5 separate regions of the Homo sapiens genome follow, and regions 1, 2, 3 and 5 are each linked to region 4. The links are chromatin contacts, found by Hi-C or POLR2A ChIA-PET in ENCODE. All regions are on one chromosome and are shown on one strand. Each heading gives the region's core, a stretch centred on a gene start or an enhancer-like site at or near the end of the contact. The rest is flanking DNA. Distances are from core to core; before and after follow the strand shown.

What was found. A loop is a pair of places that touch in the nucleus more often than their neighbours do. ChIA-PET counts read pairs that join two places held with the same protein, here RNA polymerase II (POLR2A). Pooled maps may share reads with other maps.
Region 1: a pooled map shows a loop between it and region 4 (5-fold over the local background). The contact joins the promoter of ARL3 here to the promoter of FBXW4 in region 4. A Hi-C loop is called at or near these places in 5 of 50 pooled maps. POLR2A ChIA-PET finds 5 or more read pairs at or near these places in 2 of 52 experiments (A549 and activated T-cell).
Region 2: a map of CD4-positive, alpha-beta T cell shows a loop between it and region 4 (5-fold over the local background). The contact joins the promoter of TAF5 here to the promoter of FBXW4 in region 4. A Hi-C loop is called at or near these places in 1 of 168 maps with a recorded cell type or tissue (CD4-positive, alpha-beta T cell), 2 of 37 single-sample maps with no recorded cell type and 5 of 50 pooled maps.
Region 3: a loop to region 4 is called in a pooled map, with 5 times the contacts of the local background. The contact joins the promoter of NDUFB8 here to the promoter of FBXW4 in region 4. A Hi-C loop is called at or near these places in 1 of 37 single-sample maps with no recorded cell type and 6 of 50 pooled maps. POLR2A ChIA-PET finds 5 or more read pairs at or near these places in 1 of 52 experiments (GM12878).
Region 5: a loop to region 4 is called in a pooled map, with 5 times the contacts of the local background. The contact joins the promoter of BLOC1S2 here to the promoter of FBXW4 in region 4. A Hi-C loop is called at or near these places in 4 of 50 pooled maps. POLR2A ChIA-PET finds 5 or more read pairs at or near these places in 2 of 52 experiments (IMR-90 and activated T-cell).

The regions. Positions count from the first base shown.
Region 1 is chr10:102,711,508-102,715,945 of GRCh38, reverse strand. It overlaps ARL3 (ARF like GTPase 3), which reads left to right and starts at 1,549. Exons shown (of 6, transcript NM_004311.4): 1 at 1,549-1,673. The coding sequence starts at 1,671. It overlaps SFXN2 (sideroflexin 2), which reads right to left and starts at 1,310. Exons shown (of 12, transcript NM_178858.6): 1 at 1,265-1,310. RefSeq lists enhancers at 332-907, 908-1,484 and silencers at 1,270-1,419, 1,238-1,632, 1,700-1,749, 1,790-1,889.
Region 2 is chr10:103,365,307-103,369,266 of GRCh38, reverse strand. TAF5 (TATA-box binding protein associated factor 5) reads right to left here and starts at 1,291. Exons shown (of 11, transcript NM_006951.5): 1 at 719-1,291. The coding sequence starts at 1,277. RefSeq lists enhancers at 1-58, 1,189-1,428, 1,181-1,475 and a silencer at 519-1,058.
Region 3 is chr10:100,528,425-100,532,578 of GRCh38, reverse strand. NDUFB8 (NADH:ubiquinone oxidoreductase subunit B8) reads left to right here and starts at 2,708. Exons shown (of 5, transcript NM_005004.4): 1 at 2,708-2,812; 2 at 3,073-3,199. The coding sequence starts at 2,728. RefSeq lists enhancers at 2,236-2,285, 2,419-3,001, 3,844-4,013.
Region 4 is chr10:101,692,343-101,696,572 of GRCh38, reverse strand. FBXW4 (F-box and WD repeat domain containing 4) reads left to right here and starts at 1,403. Exons shown (of 9, transcript NM_022039.4): 1 at 1,403-2,192. The coding sequence starts at 1,468. RefSeq lists silencers at 1,234-1,513, 1,544-1,593, 1,874-2,333 and an enhancer at 2,644-2,723.
Region 5 is chr10:100,284,053-100,288,040 of GRCh38, reverse strand. BLOC1S2 (biogenesis of lysosomal organelles complex 1 subunit 2) reads left to right here and starts at 1,361. Exons shown (of 5, transcript NM_173809.5): 1 at 1,361-1,436; 2 at 1,828-1,944. The coding sequence starts at 1,382. RefSeq lists a silencer at 1,245-1,444 and enhancers at 1,735-2,034, 1,620-2,127.

The sequences.
Region 1 (4,438 bases), core at 300-2,799, 1.0 Mb before region 4:
TTTTTTTTTTTTTTTGAGGCAGGGTCTTGCTCTTTCACCCAGGCTGGAGTACAGTGATGTGATAATAGCTCCTGGGCTCAAGCAATCCTCCAGCCTCAACCTCCCGAGTAGCTAGGACTACAAGTGCGCCACGGAACCTGGCTAATTAAAAAAAATTTTTTTTTGTAGAGGCAGGGTCCTACTGTGTTGCCCGGGCTGGTCTCCAACTCCTGGGCTCAAGCCTTCCTCCCCTTCCACCTCTCAAAGTGCTGGGATTATAGGCATGAGCCACTGCGCCTGGCCGCAATTACCAATTTCTAGGGGTTGTGAAAATGAAATTTGGTATGAAATGTATTTCATTAGGAAGGATGTAATTTCCATACGGGCTGATTTTGTCCACTGCTGTGTCTCCAGCGTCTAGAACAGGGCCTAGCACGTTTGTGTAAACTCTTCTTATAGTCCTCTGCATCGGGAAAGGGATGGGAGGTAGCACTTCCCAACCCACCCCAGTGTCCCACTTGCTCTTCCTTGGCTAAAAATGCAGGCTCATTTTTGCCTCCTCCAGGACTACAGATGGTACGCGGTCCTGTCCAAAGCAGCTTAGCAAAACCGGCCAGAGGCTGGGCACAGTGGCTCACCACTTTGGAACACCTGTAGTCTCAGCACTTTGGGAGGCCTAGGCGGGCGGATGGCTTGACCCCAGGAGTTCGAGCCCAGCCTGGGCAACATGGCGAAACTCCGTCTCTACAAAAACAAAATACAAAAAATTATCCAGGCGTGGTGGCGCCCGCCTGCAATCCCAGCTACTCGAGAGTCTGAGGCGGGAGAATCGCTTAAGCCTGTGAGGCAAAGGCTGCAGTGAGCCGAGATCGCGCCACCGCACTCCGGCCCGGGCGACAGAGCGACACCCTGTGTCAAAACAAAAACCGGGCCGATCCCCAAAACGCCTTTCACCTGTGCTTTCAGCTCACCTCAGGGCTCAGGGCCAGCCCCCAGGCTGCTTCTTGCCCTCCGACAGACGGCCTCCCCCCATCGGTACTCCCCCATCCCGGACAGCTCGTAACGCCCCAGCCGCTCGGCCTGGCACTCCTAGGCAATGGGGGTCAGAGCAGAGGGGCCCATCTGCAGCCCCAGGGCGCACTTCGCGCCACGTGGCTTCTGCAGGTGGAAGTCCAGCCCGCGCTGCAGCCCCGCCTGGGCAGTCAGGACAGCAATCTCAGCACCCACCCGAGATGTGGGGATTGGAGGTAGACAGGGCGAGCGCCATTGTCCCAAGGCCCCTTACCTGGTCCCGGGACAAATGCCACCAGTTACAGCCCGCCTTGAAAACTGGCCCGGGTGAGAGGAGGACCTGGGCTGGGGAACTGCCCCCACGCCCGCCCCACGCCCCTCCTTTTCGACCAATCCCAGGCCGGGAGGCTCCCGCCAGCCACGTGGGCAGGCTTTCTCCACTCCCTGGTCCAGGCGAGCCGGCGGCGGCCTCTGCAGCTCCCGTAGCCCGCCCACTGCGTGGGCGGGCGCCTTAGCGCACTTGCGCACTCTGGGGAAAGCGGAGCTGCACCCCGCCCCGTATTGCTGCTCAGCTCCTCAGCTGTGCGTGCGAGGGACGTCGGGGGCGGCGCCGCAGCAGTTGCCCCTGGTAACGGGGGAGGCAGCAGGAGGAGGAGGAGGAGGAGGGACTCGGCGGGAGGATGGTGAGTGTGGGGGCCTGGGCCCCCTTGGAGCCGGCCGGTTATCCCCCTCCCGTCCCCAGGCCCAGGGCGGAGCACTGCGCTTAAAGCCAAGGAGGGAATGGGACGTCGCTCAGCCTGCTATCTGGGTTGTGGACTGATTTCGGGGGTCGGCGGGGAGACCCGAGGGTGGGCCCTGGAGGGAGGCCTGGGCCTGGAGAGGAAGGCGGGGCTTGCAGCGGGTCCGAGGCTTGGGGAAGGGGCTGGCAGAGTGCGCGGCTGGCCGGGTGCGGAGCCCGGGCTCCATCATTACTCTGGGGACAGGGGTGAGGGCGGATCCCAGGAACTGCGGAGAGCAGCTTTCGCTAGCAGGCTTAGACTTCCCGGGCAATCGGTCTCGCGGCTTTGCAGTAAAGTGGGGTTCGTCTGGAGCCCGGCCAGAAGCGGAGAGAAGGCCGGCCCCATTGGCTCTGAGGTCGCCCTGGCGGTAGCAGGGGAGATGGTAGCCTAGCTCTCCTCCTTCTCGCGCTGTGCGGGCCCCTGGGGGGTAGGGAAGTAAGTCCCACGACACAAAGGGGTGCCGCTTGGAAGGGATGCCTGGTGGATTTTACGCCGTCTTGGTGTCTGCGTGGCGGGTGCGCTTCCTCAGTCCCGAATTATTTAGTTATTTGCTGAGAGTTTTGCAGGATCTGATTGTTGGTGATGACCGATTTTTCATTCAATACATAATCCATGTTGATGAAGACATATTAGCTGCTCCGTCTCTAGAATTTCCTTCGAAACCTTTTGCAGTCTCCTCTTGCGTGTGACCATACCAGGACCAAAAGATCTTAATCCTAGCTTGAGTTCTCCAAACTGAAAAGAACGAGAAGTTAAAAATGGAGATCGAACTTCAATCCGGGGCAAGGCTTTTCTCTGTCAGTCCCAATTAAAGCTTTCCCAAATTCTAAATTATGGTTGTGACAGATCTGACCGTTGACACTCTGTTTCTTGTTAATGTCTGTACAGTTAGTTGGAGGGAGTTAAAATGGAATTGAGTAATTTTAGAGCTATCAAAGAAAAATTGATTTTGAACACTTAAAGCAGGTTAGTTGGCTGCAAAGAGCCTGTCATCAAACTTATAGTCACTGCTCCAACTCTCTTCCTAGTTCCTTTCTTGACTTTTAGAAATGTTGAGCCATTTCTGTTGATTTAAGAAGTAAAAAAAAAAACAAAAAAACTAGATGCCCAGGAAAAAAAAAAATAGATGTATGTTTGGTCAGATTATCCAGTGAGTAGATTTAGAAAGGAAAAAAAAAACTCAATTGATTTTACATTGTCAGATTGTTAAAGAAGTAGGGTTATTTGATCTGAAGTTGCCAATCACATTTCACACTTGCTACACTTGCAGTTTTTTTTTAACCTCAGGCTAAACAGATTTTTACAACTGTTTCTTTTTCTTAATCATTTATACGTGAGCTGTCCTTTTAAAGTTAAAGTTTTTCTCAACAAATGAGTACAAACATAAATATTTACCCAGAAAATAGCTAGAATTGGAATGAAAAGGGCATGCCGAACCAACAGAGATTGAGATTCATCATTATGGATGAGAAGTGCATGAGAGTTGGCTAACTTTTCCCAGTTTGTTGATCAATTAAGTGTACTGTGTAATCCATGATTGTTTAATTTATAATTACAGGCCACAGTAAATTAACCACTGCCCATGTTTCCAGGTGCAAATTGGCACAGTATACAACAAATTTACAGTGTATATACAACACTGTTGTATACAACTGTTGTGTTCAATGATGAAAACAGATTTTGTTTTTCTTTTTTCCTTTTTCCTAAGATGAACAATAAGAAATTAAGACAAATTATTCCGGATTCTTTATCTGGTTTCCCAAAAACATTTTTTTTCTATCTCCACAAGCGTGAGCTGTTCTTAAAACTTGAAGTGAAACACTGAATTTAGTCAGTCGTGTGACTTAAGTGTATCCCATCTGGTATCCCATGAGCCCCCATGGTTAACTGTACAACTGAAGCGTGAACCCCAAGGTTTTTTTGGTTTTTGTTTTAAACTTCAGCTGTGACAAATACATATTTTTTTTCAAATTTGGGTAACTGTGGCAAAAACCCAAATATGGGTTTCTCTGAACATTTAGAGTCAGCTATTTTACCCCTGCTTTACAGTGCCAGGTTCTTGATGAATTACTAAAATACTAAAATGACAGTAATTTTAGCACGTAACTAACCACTTATATTTAACATATGATTCCTTCATTCAGTAATTATTTATGGAGCACTTTCTACATATATGGAGCTTGTGGTCGTTCTCAAGCATGTTCAACATTTGAAGATTGTTCCCAACAGTTACTTATGTTTTCTGGTTAGAAAATGGCCCGTGAAAAATTATTTTAAAAAAATAAACAAAACACGAGGGTAGTCTTTTCAGTGGCTGTTATGTGTCATGCTTTACATACATGACCTCATTTCATCCTCATAGCATCATCTCTTGAGATGTAAGTATTGTTCCTGTTTTCTTCTTTTTTTTTTCTTTTTTTGAGACGGAGTCTTGCTCTGTCACCCAGACTGGAGTGCAGTGGCGCGATCTCCGTTCACTGCAAGCTCCGCCTCCCGGGTTCACGCCATTCTCCTGCCTTAGCCTCCGCAGCAGATGGGACTATGGGCGCCCGCCACCACGCCCGGCTAATTTTGTGTGTGTGTGTTTTTAGTAGAGACGGGGTTTCACCATGTTAGCCAGGATGGTCTGTATCTCCTGACCTCGTGATCCGCCCGCCTCGGCCTCCCAA
Region 2 (3,960 bases), core at 42-2,541, 1.7 Mb before region 4:
TGTCTCACGCCTGTAATCCCAGCACTGTAGGAGGCCGAGGCAGGTGGATCATCTGAGGTCAGGATTTCGAGACCAGCCTGACCAACATGGTGAAAGCCCGCCTCTACTAAAAATACAAAAATTAGCCGGCCGTGGCAGTAGGAGCCTGTAGTCCCACCTACGCGGGAGGCTGAGGCAGGAGAATTGCTTGAACCCGGGAGGCGGAGGTTGCAGTGAGCCAAGATTGCGCCACTGCACTCCAACCTGGGCAACAGAGCAAGTTTCCGTCTCAAAAAAAAAAAAAATCTATAAAGTATTTATCAACACATCTTTTAAGAGGAACTAAAGAAATAAAGAGAAAATAAAGTACTTACAGTACTTAAAGTACGCTAGTACGAAACTGTACAAACACTGTTAGTGTCATGCGGACCTGCCCAAGGCTCAAAAGCCCAAATGAAAGGAAAGGGACCAAGAGCGTGAAGATCCCGCCTCTCCGCGCTCACCTTCCCCATACATCCCTCTGCTCAACAGCTCTCCTCAGCTTCTCACTGGAACTGACAGCTCGGAAGGGGGTTTGACTGCGCAGCCCGCGCACTAGAGAAAGGGGCGGGCATGTGGCCCTAGAGGCGGGCCCAGGAAATTCAAAACAAGCCCGCAGAGGTGCAGGCCTGCCAGCCCCTGCCTTACCGGCTTGCTCCCCTTCGCGGCGGCCGTACCTACCCGGGACCCCACGGCTCACCTTTACCCGGAGCCGCAGGACCTGAGGCTGAACCTGAGACGACCGTGGCCCCCGAAGCGCCAGTGCCCGGAGGGTCGGGGGCCGCAGGGCCAGGGGCCGAGGCGGTCACCCGGCTGAGAAGCGCGCTGGTCACCTCAGCGCCGGCGCTGTCCACCTCTCCCGGGGCTCCGGAGCCCGCCACTGCCTCCTCCAGCAGCCCGGCCTCACGGCGCAGCGCCTCTTCGGCCTCGCGGAGTTTGCTCTGCCGTAGGAACTGCAGCACGGCCAGTAGAGTCTGTCGGTCATGCGGAGCGCCGGCGTCCGGAGCAGCGGCGGGCACCGGGGCCGCCCCCGCCGGGGCAGCGGCGGAGACAGCCACCGTGGGCTTGGGGGTCCCGCCATCCCCGCCAGTGGACGACGACGCCGCAACGTTCCCGCCGCCGCCGTTGGGGCCGTTGTTGGTAGTGCCGCCGCTACCCTCGCCTGCGCCGTCCCCCGCCTGCGGAGGTAGCAGCGTTGGCGGTCCCTCAGGCTCTAGCTTGACCGCCACCTCCGTCTGCTCCTCCGCCAGCGCCGCCATCTTGCGGCTGAGCCACCTCGCGCCGTCAAGCGTGATTGCATTTTCGCCACATGGAGGGCGGGGAGGAGCATTTCACGACAACTCTAGTAGGCCATTTACGGCAGTAGGAGGAGCGAAAAGGAAGGAGAAACGGAATAGGAAAGAGAGCAACTTTCAAAACCGAGCGAAAGAAAGGCAGGAAGTGGGCATTGGTGACCACCTATTACATTTGCCTGAGAATAATTGCCATTTATTGCAGGCCAGCTATATTTAGGCATTATGATAGATGTTTTACATTATGTGATCTCCTTCAATTCAATAATCTTTTTCTTTTTTCTTTTTTTTTTTTTTGAGACGGAGTTTCGCTCTTGTCGCCCAGGCTGTTAAGCGATTCTCCTGCCTCAGCCTCCCCAGTAGCTAGGATTACAGGCATGCGCCACCACGCCCTGCTACAATTAAATAATCTTATGAGGTAATATTATCCCCACCTCGCAGATGGCTCAGTTGAAACCAAGAGAGGTTAAATAACTTACCAGAGGCAAGAAGAAAGTCCAAATGTCAACATTCGAATCCACGTATTTAACTCAAAAACATATACCATTTGCCAGAGGGAGGCTTCCGAGATACTGGTAGTTTTACATTTTGACCTGAATAGTGCTTACTTTTTTTTTTTTTTTGTCATTTTTACTTTTGTAAAAGTTAATCGAGCTGCATGCATTACATTACATTTATTTATTTATTTAACTTTTGAGACGGAGTGTCGCTCTGTCGCCCAGGCTGGAGTGCAGTGGCCCGATCTCAGCTCACTGCAATCTCTGCCTCCTGGGTTCAAGCGATTCTCCTGCCTGAGCCTCCCGAGTAGCTGGGATTACAGACGTGTGCCACCACGCCCGGCTAATTTTTGTATTTTCAGTAGAGACAGGGTTTCGCCATGTTGGCGAGGCTGGTCTCCAACTCCTGACCTCAGGTGATCCACCGGCCTCAGCCTCCCAAAGTGCTGGGATTACAGGCGTGAACCACTGCGCCTGGCCCGTATACATTACATTTCAATAAAAAGTTTTTAACGCCAGGTGCGGTGGCTCACGCCTGTAACCCCAGCACTTTGGGAGGCCGAGGCGGGCGGATCATGAGATCAGGAATTAGAGACCAGCCTGACCAACACGGCAAAACCCCGCCTCTACTAAAAATACAAAAAATTAGCCAGGCATGGTGGTGCGCCCCTGTAATCCCAGCTACTCGGGAGGCTGAGACAGAAGAAGAGCTTGAACCCGGGAGACGGAGGTTGCAGTGAGCCGAGATCCCGCCACTGCACTCCAGCCTGCGCGACAGTACGAGACTCCGTCTCAAAAAAAAAGTTTTTAAATACCAGAATGTTGTGGTTGTGAAATATGTACGTTATGTATTCATGCTATTATCCGTTATTACAAATAAACCATTTTAATTGTATATTTAAAAATCATGGCCACACGCAGTGGCACATACCTGTAGTCCCAGCACTTTGGGAGGCCGAGGCGGGTGGATCACCCGAGGTCAGGAGTTCGAGACCAGCCTAGCTAACATGATGAAACGCCATCTCTACTAAAAATATAAAAATTTAGCCAGGTGTGGTGGCGGGCACCTGTAATCCCAGCTACTCGGGAGGCTGAAACAGAGGAATCACCTGAACCCAGGAGGCGGAGGTTGCAGTGAGCCGAGATCGCACCATTGCACTTCAGCCTGGGCAGCAAGAACAAAACTCCGTCTCAGGAAAAAAAAAAAAAAAAAAAAAAATCATATATGCCATTTTGCAATGTGCTTCATAGGTTATAAAACCCTCCTGCATATTTTATCTCATTGGAAACTTGTAACTCTGTGGAATAGGTACAGACGAGAAAAGTGAGCCTGAGACATTGGGAAAATCTAGCACAGCCGTTCAAGTTATTGGTTTTGAGGTCTTACCAGCGTCCTTTGACCCTGCTTACTTTTAAAAAATATTTTATTTTATTAATTAGAGATCTGAAGCCTTACTATATTGCCTAGGCTGGCCTTGAACTCCTGGGCTCAAGCAGTCTCTCACCTCAGCCTCCCAAGTAGCTGAGACTACAGGCACAGACCACCTGGCTTGACCTTGCTTACTGGCTGAATAACCTGGAGCAAGTTACTTAATTTACTATGTCCCAGTTGCCTAATTTTTTTTTTTTTTTTTTGAAACGGAGTTTCACTCTTGTTGCCCAGGCTGGAGTGCAATGGCGCCATGTCGGCTCACTGCAACCTCCACCACTCAGGTTTAAGCAATTATTCTGCCTCAGCCTCCCGAGTAGCTGGGATTACAGGCATGTGCCACATCAGGCCCAGCTAATTTTGTATTTTTAGTAGAGACAGGGTTTCTCCATGTTGGTTAGGCTGGTCTCGATCTCCCGAACTTAGGTGGTCCACCTGCCTCGGCCTCCCACAGTGCTGGGATTACAGGCGTGAGCCACCACGCCTGGCCCCAGTTGCCCAATTTCTAACAAAAAAATAATAGTAGTTACGTCATAGTGTTTTGAGAATTAAATGAGGTAATGCATATGCAATACCTAGTATGTAATAAATAACCATTGGTTATTTCTACTTCACTTTAAAAGGTGTTCTGTAAATGTTTGATTAAGAAAGTGCAAGCATAATGTTCAAAAGTGATCCCGAGACTGAAATGCAAAGCTAATCTAGGGATAGGGGTGGCGGCTCA
Region 3 (4,154 bases), core at 1,459-3,958, 1.2 Mb after region 4:
TATAAAAGAATTATATACTATGACCAAGTGGGATTTATTCCAGGAATGCAAGGTCAGTTCAACATCTCAGAATGATCAATATAACACACCATGTAGTAATCAATATTTTATTGATTAATATTTATAATCAACATAATACACTATATTAGTAAAAGAAAAAACCCTACATGATCATCTCAATAGACACAGAAAAAGCTTTTGACAAACCCCAACACCCCTTCCTGATAAACACAGGGTTCCAAATGATACTGTAAAAAAGCAAAAAAACCTACAGAGTCAGAGAAAATATTTATGAATTGTGTATCTGATCAGGGAATTGTATCTAGAATACATAAAGAATCCTTACAACTCAACAATAAAAAGACAAACCAATTTAAAAATGAACAAAGGGTTTGAACAGATATTCCTCCAAAGAAGGTATACCATGGCCAATAAGCACATGGAAAGATGCTCAGCATTATTAGTCATCAGGGTACTGCAAATGAAAACTGCAATGAAGTACCATTCACAGGCACTTGCATGGTGATACTAAAAAGAGACAATAACAAGTGTTGATAAAGATGTGGAGAAACTGAAACCCTCTCACACACTGCTAATGGGGATGTAACATGTCACAGCTGCTTTGAAAAACAATTTGGCAGTTCTTCAAAAGTTAAACCACAGAGTTACCCTATGACCCAGCAATTCTACTCCTAGGCATATAACCAAAAGAATAGAAAGCATACATCCAGACAAAAACTTATACAAGAATGTTCACAGCAGCATTATTCACAATAGCCAAACAAGCAGAAACAACTCAAATGTCCATTAACTGATAAATGTATAAATAAAATATTGTACTGTACATTCATATAATGGAATATTATACAGCCCAAAAAGGAATGAAGTACTGATATGTGCTACAACACAGACAAACTTTGAAAACATTATTCTAAGTGAAAGAAAATGGACACAAAAGGCCACATATTGCATGATCCATTTATATAAACTGTCTGAATAGGCAAATCCATAGAAACAGAAAGTAAATTAGTGGTTGCCAGTGGGTAGAGGTAGGGGCAACGTGCTAATGTGTATGGGTTTTTTCGGAAGCAATAAAAATGTTTTAGATAGTGATGATGATTGCACAACTTTGTAAATGTACTAAAAATAACTACTGTACACTTTAAAAGGTTTTTTTGTTTTTGTTTTTGTTTGTTTGTTTTTTGTTTTTGAGACAGTCTCACCCTGTCACCCAGGCTGGAGTGCAGTGGCGTGATCTCGGCTCATTGCAACCTCCATCTCCTGTGTTCAAGTGATTCTCTTGCCTCAGCCTCCTGAGTAGCTGGGATTACAAGTGTACACCACCATGCCCAGCTATTTTTGTATTTTTAGTAGAGATGGGTTTTTGCTGTGTTGGCCAGGCTGGTCTTGAACTCCTAACCTCAAGTAATCTTCCCACCTCAGCCTCCCAAAGTGCTGGGATTACAGGCGTGAGCCACCGCACCCGGCCTAAAAGGGTGAATTTATGGTATGTGAATAATATCTTAATAAAAATAAATAAATTAGATCAACTCTGTTTCTTGACCTAAATTGGATCAGGGTTTGCTATTGGTTGAATGCAGATGTTGTGCAATTATTCTGAACATCAACTAGTGATGTCATTTACAAGACAGCAAGTTGCTGTGTAGTCCTTCCCAAAATTTATATATTAAATAGTATATATCCATATTTGTTTACTTTTTATAACTTAAAAAAAAAGAGACGAAGTCTCACTATGTCACCCAGGCTGGTCTCAAACTCCTGGTCTCCAGCCATTCTCCAACCTAGGCCTCCCAAAGTGTTGGGATTACAGGTGTGAGCCACAGCTCCCAGCTTATATGCATTTTTATTGCTCTGATATATACTTGAGAATGTTTATAATAATAGGTTCTGCTCCAAAACAGTGGTCACCTGAAAAGTCACTGGAAATACGTGCATATTTATAATGTGTAAGTTATTCAAATCCCAAGTGAAAACATTCATATGCAAACATAATAATGTCTCCAATTCTTCTGTTGAGTTAGTTTGTTCATTATGGGCCGGTTTGTAATTTGTTTTATCCAAGTCCTACCAACTCTGAGGCTTTAAGCTGTCTCTGGAGAGCTGCCTCTGGTGATAAGTTTAATTTTACATTTGTTGGGTTGAGGTGACTGAGACATGCAGATGGAAACACGGACTGAAACTAAGGAGCCAATTCAGGGCCGAATTGTGTGTTGCACTGGCGTCTAAGTGAAGATCAACCCATTTGGAGAACAGAACAACAAGCAAGACCAACAGGTGAATTTGAAGAATGATCATGTTTGGGGATGGAAGGAAGTGCCCGTGAAGGAGAGGAAAGCAAGCAGCCAGAGAAGAGAGTAAGACAGGCTCATTTCACTAGTACAGCTCCTGGGGGAGGTGGTTAAGCTGTCTACCTGAGTTGCTCAGGTTCCGAGTTCCCATCATCCCTGGATGGGTCTAAGTCAGCTCAGGGAGAAAAAGGACACAACATTCTGAAATGTCAGAGACCTGCCTGGTTTTCCCTTCTTCCCGCTTATCCTTCCCAGCCTCTATCCAACCCTTGGCTTCCCAACTGCGTATTTAAACCCCGCCCCTGTTGAACCCTTCGGCTTTTCTTCACTCCCGGCTTCCTCCGTCACGTTTGGCCCGGCTCAGCCGCCGTGACAGGCCTTTGCGCATGTGCAGAAGGGAAACGTGAAGAAGGTGAAGATGGCGGTGGCCAGGGCCGGGGTCTTGGGAGTCCAGTGGCTGCAAAGGGCATCCCGGAACGTGATGCCGCTGGGCGCACGGACAGGTCCGCGAGAACGGGCGAGACCTCAGTGTGGGAAGGGGGTACCTGAAATTTGGTGTATCGGGAGGGGGGATCGTAGATGCCGCGGCGGCAGCCTCCGGGTAGGGAGTGGAGGTGGCGTTGATATATCCAGAAAATGGGGTGGAGGATCGCACTGATCCTGCGAAGTCCCGGGCTCGGACCTCTGCAGCCCCTGCGACTTGAAGCCTTCGGAGCGGCTGGAGAGCGGGCTCGCTTCTGACCTGTTCTCTTCTGCGTTCTAGCCTCCCACATGACCAAGGACATGTTCCCGGGGCCCTATCCTAGGACCCCAGAAGAACGGGCCGCCGCCGCCAAGAAGTATAATATGCGTGTGGAAGACTACGAACCTTACCCGGATGATGGCATGGGGTGAGACAGAGAGGGTATGCTCGCACCCAAGTAGTGATGGGAGAAGGCCGGCTGGGTTGGGTGGCTTGACTGTGACCCTTTTTCCCGAACCTTCTCGTGACCCCTCAGAGTCAATGGAGTGGGTGCTTTTCTCTGTGGAGGGAGGTGGGAGGGGGGTGGGTGAGCAGCTGCAGCTGAGAGGACTTCAATTTTCTCCTTGGCTCAGGCTGTTTCCTCAAATGAGGAAGCCGAGGTTTTAATGGCTCCCTCGAGGACCCCCGAATAGCAGGAGCCTTCCTTGGCTCTATCCAGAGCGTCGAGTTTCATTTAGATTGAGCATCTGCTGCGCTCAGGTGCTGTCATCCAGGCATGTGACCAGGCTGGAGCTGGACTCCTGTCATGAGAATCTTATTTGTAAACGGAGTACTCTATATTTGTGTGTATGTCTCTTTAAAAAAAATGTTTTTCTGTTAGTGCTGTGGAAATCGTAGCAACTATTAAGCAGATTAAACAGCCAGCCCCCTTACGTACTCCAGTTGATGTTATCCTATCCCTTCCACACTCTTCCGTATCCATACCCACATAACATCCCAATGGTTAATTATCTGAAGTGATTATCATCGCCTTTATTTCCTGTCCTAATGTCACTCTTTCAATCTTGGTTTCAGCAACTTCTATTCTTCTTGTTATACACTCATTTTCTGTAGCATATGTCTAGTTGTCATCATTTCCTGTTTTTTCTTATGTTGTGGACAAGAGCAGCCTTGTTCGAAGCCAGTGTCAGATGAACCTGGATTTGTTGGGGAAAACCCAGCTTAGCAAGAGGTCCCATGAGGTGTTTGAGACGCAGAGATGAATGCCAACTGGGTGGTCAAGAACACAGTTATTACGAGAAGAGTGCTTTTCTAATCTGTACCCTTTTTGTTTTTATTCCAATTAGCTGGGTGACTTTGGATTCAGACTCTAAACTTTAATT
Region 4 (4,230 bases), core at 154-2,653:
CCTGTAACTATTATTAAGAATTTTCTTAGAGGAGTTCAAAGCATTTTACAGGGATCATCTCATTTATCCCTCGAAAGTAAGGCAGAGGCATTATCTCCACTACAGATTGAGAACACTAAAAGGCCAAGATAGGTGGGGCTTTTTGTTGTTGTTTTGCTAAGATCAAAAAGTAATTCTAGGGCAAAGCCAGATTCCGGTCTGACCTTGTTACATGATGCTTCTTGCAGCACCATAATACAATGTAGTTGCTTCCCTAGGTTTCTCTTTGGCTATGCTAGGTGTTGAATAATTTTCAGGGTCAATTTTTATTCTTCCCTGCTCCCTGAAAATGAGTGTTAAGATGTAGATAAGTACAAAAGAAAACTCTCCAATCCTTCCTACCTGGATTTGGAGTACAGGATAAACAGACAGAAATTGGCATCTTCCTCCCCTCCTCCAAGTTTTACTGCCTAGCCCAATGCTAATAGAAAAATAACCCGAGCCACAAATGCAAGTCCCATGTATAATTTTAAATTTTCTAGTAGTTACATTAAAATATATTGTATTTAGCCCAATACAGCGTATCCAAAATATTAACACTTCAACACGTAATCAATATAAAATTATTAATGAGATATTTTGCATTCTTTTTTTTGTATGGCTTCAAAATCTGGTGTGCATTTCTCACTTATAGCTCATTTCAATTTGTATTAGCCACATTTCAAATGCTCAGCAGCCACATGTGACGAGGGAGGACACTGTTGGACAGCACAGGTCTAGACCTCAGTAGCTCTCCCTTCAGATTAATGCCATGTGAATCGAATGGGTGGTATGAAGAATGGATGCTGAGTCCTTGGAGAATCCACTTGCACTTGGGTGGTGACTGATAAGAAGCCCTAGCTGTGCCATTTCCTGATACATGACTGTTTTTGAAGTTATGGACTCAGGATCTAGAAGACTGCAAATCCCCAAATACGTCTAACACCCAAGCTCACGCCAGGACCGTGCTTCCGGGCCTGTGTGAGAACCTAAGCTATGGAACCTGTCAACTTCTAGGGCTGCAGATTCGTTGGGCCCTCACATGTGGCCCGTGGAAAGGAGGCATCACTCGAGGAAGAGGAGGGCTTCTAGAGGGGCAAGGCCACCCAACTAGGGGCTTCTTGAGGGCAGGTGCTCCAAATGGCCGCTTCCTGAGGGCAGCGGGTCCTCTTGTGGCCTCAGGCAGGGCCCTGAAACCGGCCTCACGTGTTTGCAGCGCGAACTCCTGTGCTTCCACCAAGCGCTCTCGGGGATGCGGGGGTGGTGTCAGCGCCCCGGCCCCAGCCCGCACCCCGAAGTGGCTCCAAGGCTGCAGGTGTGAGGGGCGTGCCCAGGGCTCGGCCCGCGCCGCCCCATGTGACCCGGTCCGACATGGTGTCGCCTCCTCCCGGGGCGGCGGCGGTGGCGGCTCGGGCTGGGCTCCGCGTCGGGCCGGCCCCGCGGCCGCTCATGGGCAGCCAGGGCCGCTCGGGGCCCCCCGGGAACGGCGGGCCCGGCGAGGGCGAGGGCGGAGAGGCGAGGAAGCTGCAGGAAGGGAGGGTGGCGAGGGGGAAGCGAAGGAAGGGGAAGGGGAAGGGAAAAGCGAGAGCGGGGCAAGGCGGAAGAGGAAGCGGGGCGGAAGGGAAGCCCGGGCCGCAGACGGCGAAGGAGGCAGCCGGGCCGGGGGCTGACGCGGGAGCGAGGGCATGCCCAAGGGAGGAAGCAGAGGGAGGCAGAAGCGTGGAGGAAGGGGCGAGAGGCATCGTCAAGGGAGTCGAGGGGAGCGCAGGGGCCGGGAAGGAGGCACAAGGAAGAGAGTATGGGAAGAAGGAGGAATGGAGGGTCAGGGCTAGGCGGCGGGAGGGCGCCAGGCCGGGAAGAGCACAGGGACGAGGGGGTCAGGCTTGGGCCGACATCGCGGGGACAGGGGTGGCCATGGCGGCGGCGGCCGGGGAGGAGGAGGAGGAGGAGGAGGCGGCTCGGGAGTCGGCTGCCCGCCCGGCCGCGGGGCCTGCGCTCTGGCGCCTGCCGGAGGAGCTGCTGCTGCTCATCTGCTCCTACCTGGACATGCGGGCCCTCGGCCGCCTGGCCCAGGTGTGCCGCTGGCTGCGGCGCTTCACCAGCTGCGATCTGCTCTGGCGCCGGATAGCCCGGGCCTCGCTCAACTCCGGCTTCACGCGGCTCGGCACCGACCTGTAAGCGTCCGCTCGCCCGCCCGCTCCCCGCCCCGAGCCGGCCCCGCGTCCCGGGAAAGGGCGGGGCGCCGCGGCCTGGTCGGCCCAGGGTCGTGTCGCACCCCGAGTTTCTAGGCCTACACCTGACCTCCGCCTACACCCTTTCCCGAGCACTCTCGGGGACCCCTTTGCCCCTCCTCCCCAAGGCCTCCATCTGAGGCAGCCTCCCGAGAGCATCCCTCAGTAGGCACCCTCCCGGGTGGGCCGCTCCTCACAATTAGCCATCTTAGGCACTCCCTACAGCTTTCGATTGTGTGTTTTTGCAGAGGTTTAGCTGCCCCGGTTCCTTCGCCCCAGAGGAGCCAGTCTGGTACGGTGCTTTGGACGATTCCTTGAGTCCAGGTCTAGGACTCAGGTTCCTTAAGTGGTCTATCATAAATTTTTGTGGACTTTCATCTTTCATCCTCCCTACCCTTTTCTAAAGGTTGTTAAGCTTCAGGGCTCGGACCTTAAGAGAAGCCCTCGGTCCCAGTGTTCAGCCATAGTTTATGACTTCATATAGGCAGAGCGACACGAAAAAGGGGGCCTGCTTGAGGCAGGAGGCTGGAGTCTGTCCAGGATGTGTACAAGACATGGTATTGCAATTTGGCCTGTTTTTGGTAGGGTCTGAGACCTGTGAATGAAAAACTTTTCTGAACCACTTAAACTGTTAAATAGGAAGGAAAAAACATGTAGGGAATTGGGGGAATAAGAGCTTTCAGATTGCCCCCTATTCCACCCATTTTTTAAAAAGTAGTTCTTTCTAGTACATTATGACAACATTAAATAACGTTTTTAAAAACATAAAAAGCCATAATACCATCACCTCTAGACAATTATTTTCATTTAAAAACCTTTTCAGTTGCACATATAATTGCTATCTTACTGATCCTAACAGAATAGGTACATAGTAAATGTTTGTGGGCTGTCGCATAATGAGATTAAAGAACATCCCTCTACTATTAAACTTACATGTAGTGTTCAGCTTTTTGTTATTATAGATAATAATGAAATAATGCATTTTTGAGTAACAGCTTTACTGAAATATAAGTCACATGTCATTACCATACATATTTTTTAAAAATCAGTTCCTTAGGATAAAGTCTCAAGGTGGCATTATAGCAAAGGTTATGGTTTGCAGAGGTGCTGTACCAAATTATAGTGGGACCAGCACAGAGTGAACAAATTTTATGTGAGAATTTAGAAAATCTTTGCCACTTTAGTGGTCATTTAAGGTACCAAAGTTGTGTTATTTTGCATCTCTTTTACCACTGGCTGGGATAAATATATTCCCATGTGTTTGTTTCACCTGGGAGACTGTCTCTTCCCACTCTTTGCCCATTTATTACTGGGGTCTTCTTGTTTTTCCTATAAATTTGGAATCTTTGTGGGTCTTAGATGTTAGAATCTAGTCTGTCATCTTTGATCCAGATATTTTTCCCAGTCAATTCATTTTACTTTACTGTTTTACACTTTATTAGGCTCTGCCAGTCTTTTGTGATTTTTTTCTCTTTTTCTCCCCAAAGCTGAGAAATTTATAATTCCTCCACAGACCTGATAAATCTGTTTCCCACTGGTTTTCTTACAAATTTGATTTTTTTTTTTTTTTTTTTTTTGAGACGGAGTTTCACTCTTGTTGCCCGGGCTGGAGTGCAGTGGTGTGCACTCGGCTCACCACCTCCTGGGTTCAAGCGGTTCTCCTGCCTCAGCCTCTTGCGTAGCTGGGATTACAGGCATGCACCACCACACCCAGCTAATTTTGTATTTTTGGTAGAGATAGGGTTTCTCCATCTTGGTCAGGTTGGTCTCGAACTGCCGACCTCAGGTTATCTGCCCACCTCGGCCTCCCAAAGTGCTGGGATTACAGGCATGAGCCATGGCGCCTGGCCTAATTTAATTTTTTAATAGTTAACACTTTCATCAATATCACTTTTGGTGCAAGAGGTGAATTCAACTTACTATTGTTGTCTACAACTTTGTTAAGTAATTCTCTTTTCCTTTGTTTTGGACAGCTTATTTT
Region 5 (3,988 bases), core at 112-2,611, 1.4 Mb after region 4:
GTAGGTGCAGTGATGTGAAGGAGCTGGGCTATAAGAACTTCTAGGCCTAGCACAGTGACTCACGCTTGTAATCCCAGCACTTTGGGAGGCTATGTTGGGTGGATCACTTGAGGCCAGAAGTTCCAGACAAGCCTGGGCAAAATGCTGAAATCCTGTCTTTAATAAAAATACAAACAAATTAGCCAGGTGTGGTGGCGCGTGCCTGTTATCCCAGCTACTTGGGAGGCTGAGGCATGAGAATCGTTTGAACTCGGGAGGTGGAGGTTGCAGTGAGCTGAGCCGAGATCACGTTACTGTACTCCAGCCTGGGTGACAGAGCGAGACTCTGTTTCAAAAAAAAGAACTTCTGGCTCGCAGGAATGGCTTGAAATAGTGGCTACTATGGTTGCACCATAGGAAAAGTGGGGACAGGTGACAAGTGAGACTCAGTCCTCAGGGTGGAGACAGTCAGGGTAGGAGGGCTGGGGATAAGGGGTAGCTGGCGTGTGTGTGTATGTACTGGCATCGGGGTGGGGTGAGAGGGTGCAGAGGGAGGATAACCAGGGATAAGAAAAGAAACTACCAAGATTTTGGGTGTCCAGGAGCCTGCCTGAGGCCTGCTGAATATCTCCTATCCCTTCTTCTGTGGCCTTTATCCCTCCTCATTTTGCACCTTCAATTGCTCCCCAGTCACTTCTTCTCATCCATCTCTTTCACTCACTCCTGTTCTCCCATCCCATTAAGTACTCTGTACACCTAGGAGGCTTGTGAAACAGCTTAAATGCAATTAAGATAACCAGAGTGTATCCTCAGCCCTAAAAAAGTTACAGTCTAAGCTTTCTTCAAGGAAGGCTGTATCAACTGAAGAGAAGTAGATGCCTGCCTGCAGTTTAAGAAATAGGGGCCAGTGAGTTGGTGTTAACTCAGGACATTGGGAGGGACAGTATTTAGGACCAGGGATCAATGCCTGAAGGTTTCCCAAAGTGTGGACGAGACAACCTGTAAAACTTTGGATTCCCTGAGCAATCTTTTGATGACTAACTCCAGTGCGGAGTGTCAGGAGAGCGGGCAATCCGTCTTCAGTGGTTTTGGTCAGCAGGCCACAAACAGGGTTGACTATTCCCAGACGGGTCGTGAGTGGTACAAGATGAGTGATCCCTCCAGGGTGTGACTGTAGGGATGAGCTCGCCCTCAGTCCCAGACGTCGCGACTGTTGGCAGTGGATCAATTCACAACAGCCTGGCGTAGCTTCAATTTCGGCTCCGGAATCGCCCTTTGCTGTGTCATAGACCTGAGGCTGGACTGGACCGCTAGGCGCAGGACTGCAGGGCCGGCCGGGTGGGCGGGGCACACCCAGTGCGCATGCGCAGCACCCCGGCCCGGAAACAGCGCGGGGTCCGCTATGGCGGCGGCAGCCGAGGGCGTACTGGCGACCCGGAGTGATGAGCCCGCCCGAGGTACCCGGAATGGATGGGGAGGAAGCGTCCGGTGGGGGGCCTGGGGCTCCGTCTCGGGTGGGCGAGGTTGAGTGTGTGGTGGCTCACCTGGCAGGAACGGGCTGGTGAGAGGAGTGCACTTGTCGCTGCGCGCGAGTGTTTGTCCTGTCAGGGTGACTGGGATGGTGCCAGGATGAGCGGGGGTGCCGGGTATGGGCGAGGGGCGGTGCGAGGGAGGCGAGTTGATGTGTCAGATGGGCAGGGACGCAGTGAAGGACTTGAAATTATGGCAGATGGAGAATGGAGCCGACTTGATGGAATGAAGGCAAGTGGAGGGATGTCGGAACAGGCTGCTTTGGCTGGATTAGCACCGGGTGTAGGCGGGACACTTAGTCATTCTCCCTTGGCCCAGACGATGCCGCCGTGGAGACAGCTGAGGAAGCAAAGGAGCCTGCTGAAGCTGACATCACTGAGCTCTGCCGGGACATGTTCTCCAAAATGGCCACTTACCTGACTGGGGAACTGACGGGTGAGGCGGGGTCTGGGTTGATTCGGGTGCGGTTTGGCCCAGGAGGCCTGGGAGATGGTTAGCAGCATCAGTCTGCAGCTCCCTTCCTACCCTGCATGCCCTGAGACAGGCCTGTTGGAAGTTGGGGGAGGCCATGAATGGGAGAGAAAGAAAATACAACTCTGCAGGCCTCTGTAACATAGACTAATGAGAAAACAATAACAAAAAAGAGTTCATATCCAGCAACAGTAATCAAGAAGTGCTTCCTTGGGGAAAGTGTATTTTGAGCAGGGTTGTGAAGGGAATTATTGGTGGAAAAGGGGGAGATGATACAACTAGCGAATGAGGTGGTATGTGCAAGCAGTGTGTTTGGCTAAAGCAGAAGATGTGTTTACCGGGATAAAGAGAAATGAAATTGAGGAACGGGGAGTGACCTGCAGATTTAGGGACCTATTAGTTTGGTCTGAGGATTTGATAACCCATCCTTTGGGACATGACTAGTGTTTGATCGTTTCCAAGTGGACACATGACCTATGTGTGGAGGAGGATCAGAAAGTGAAGTATGGGCAGGGCGCGGTGGCTCATGCCTTTAATCCCAGAGGCCGAGGCTGGTGGATCACTTGAGGTCAGGAGTTTGAGACCAGCCTGGGCAAAATGGCGAAATCCTGTCTCCACTAAAAATACAAAAATTAGCCGGCCGTGGTGGCGGGCGCCTGTAATCCCAGCTACTGGGGAGACTGGGGCAGGAGAATCGCTTGAACCCAGGAGGTGGAGGTTGCAGGTTGCAGTGGACTGAGATCACACCACTTGCACTCCAGCCTGGGCGACAGAGTGTGACTCCATCTCAAAAAAAATGAGAAAGAAAAAAGAAAAAGAAAGAAAGTGAAGTCTGGTCCAGTACAGCATCTCAAAAACATTTATTAAATTGTTTCACTTCCCCAGGAAATTACTGTAAGCTAAATTTGTGAATCAGAATCTATGAGAAAAGGCTTGATACAGAATAGTAGGGGTTGTGAATCTGTAATTTTTTTTTTTCTTTTTCTGTTTTTAAGAGACAGGGTCTCACTATGTTGCCTGGGCTGGTCTTGAACTCCTGAGCTCAAGTGATCCTCTTTCCATCTATTTTGGTTGATGGCACCACCCAGGCTTAAAACCCCAGATACATCTTAGTCTGCTTCCATCCCTCAATATCTACTTGAACAAGTCCTATAAATTCCACTTCTGTAATGTTCTTGCACCCATGCTCTCCTTTCCATTCCTTTTACCACCACTCTGCCTGAGATCTTCATTACTTTTCTTTTATTATTATTATTATTTAAAAAAATATGGCCAGGCACGGTGGCTCATGCCTGTAATCCCAGCACTTCGGGAGGCCTAGGCAGGTGGATCACCTGAGGTCAGGAGTTCCAGACCAGCCTGCTCAACATGGCAAAACCCTGCTTCTACTAAAAATACAAAAATTAGCCAGGTGTGGTGGCACACGCCTATAATCCCAGCTACTCAGGAGGCTGACACGGGAGAATCGCTTGACCTGAGAGGTGGAGGTTATAGTGAGCTGTGATCGTGCCATTGCACTCCAGCCTGGGTGATGGAGGGAGACTCTGTCCTAAATAAATAAATAATAGAGATGAGGTCTGCTCCGTTGCCCAAGCTGGCCTCAAGTGATCCTAACACCTCAGCTTCCCAAAATGCTGGGATTACAGGTGTGAGCCACTGCACCCAGCTGTGACTCTGTAAGTTATCAGCCTGATTATTTGTTTGTTTATTTTTGAGCAAGAGAAACCAAGTAACAAAATGTAGGTGTTTGGCTTCTCTTTAACAATTCCAAAGATTTGGCGCTACTAGCCCCTGCATTCTTTCAAGGCTATAATTGACTAGAGCTGAGCAGCTGCCTCTTAAAAGGACTAGTGCTATCTAATTTGTCCTTACCACTTTCTGTTTTCTCCCTTTACTGGGAACTAGTGTCAAGTGCCATTGATCACTGTTCTCTACTGTTATTTTTATTAGTAGCAGTACAGAAATGGTTTTCTATACCAATGGCTCTATCAAAACTGGTAAAGTAAAT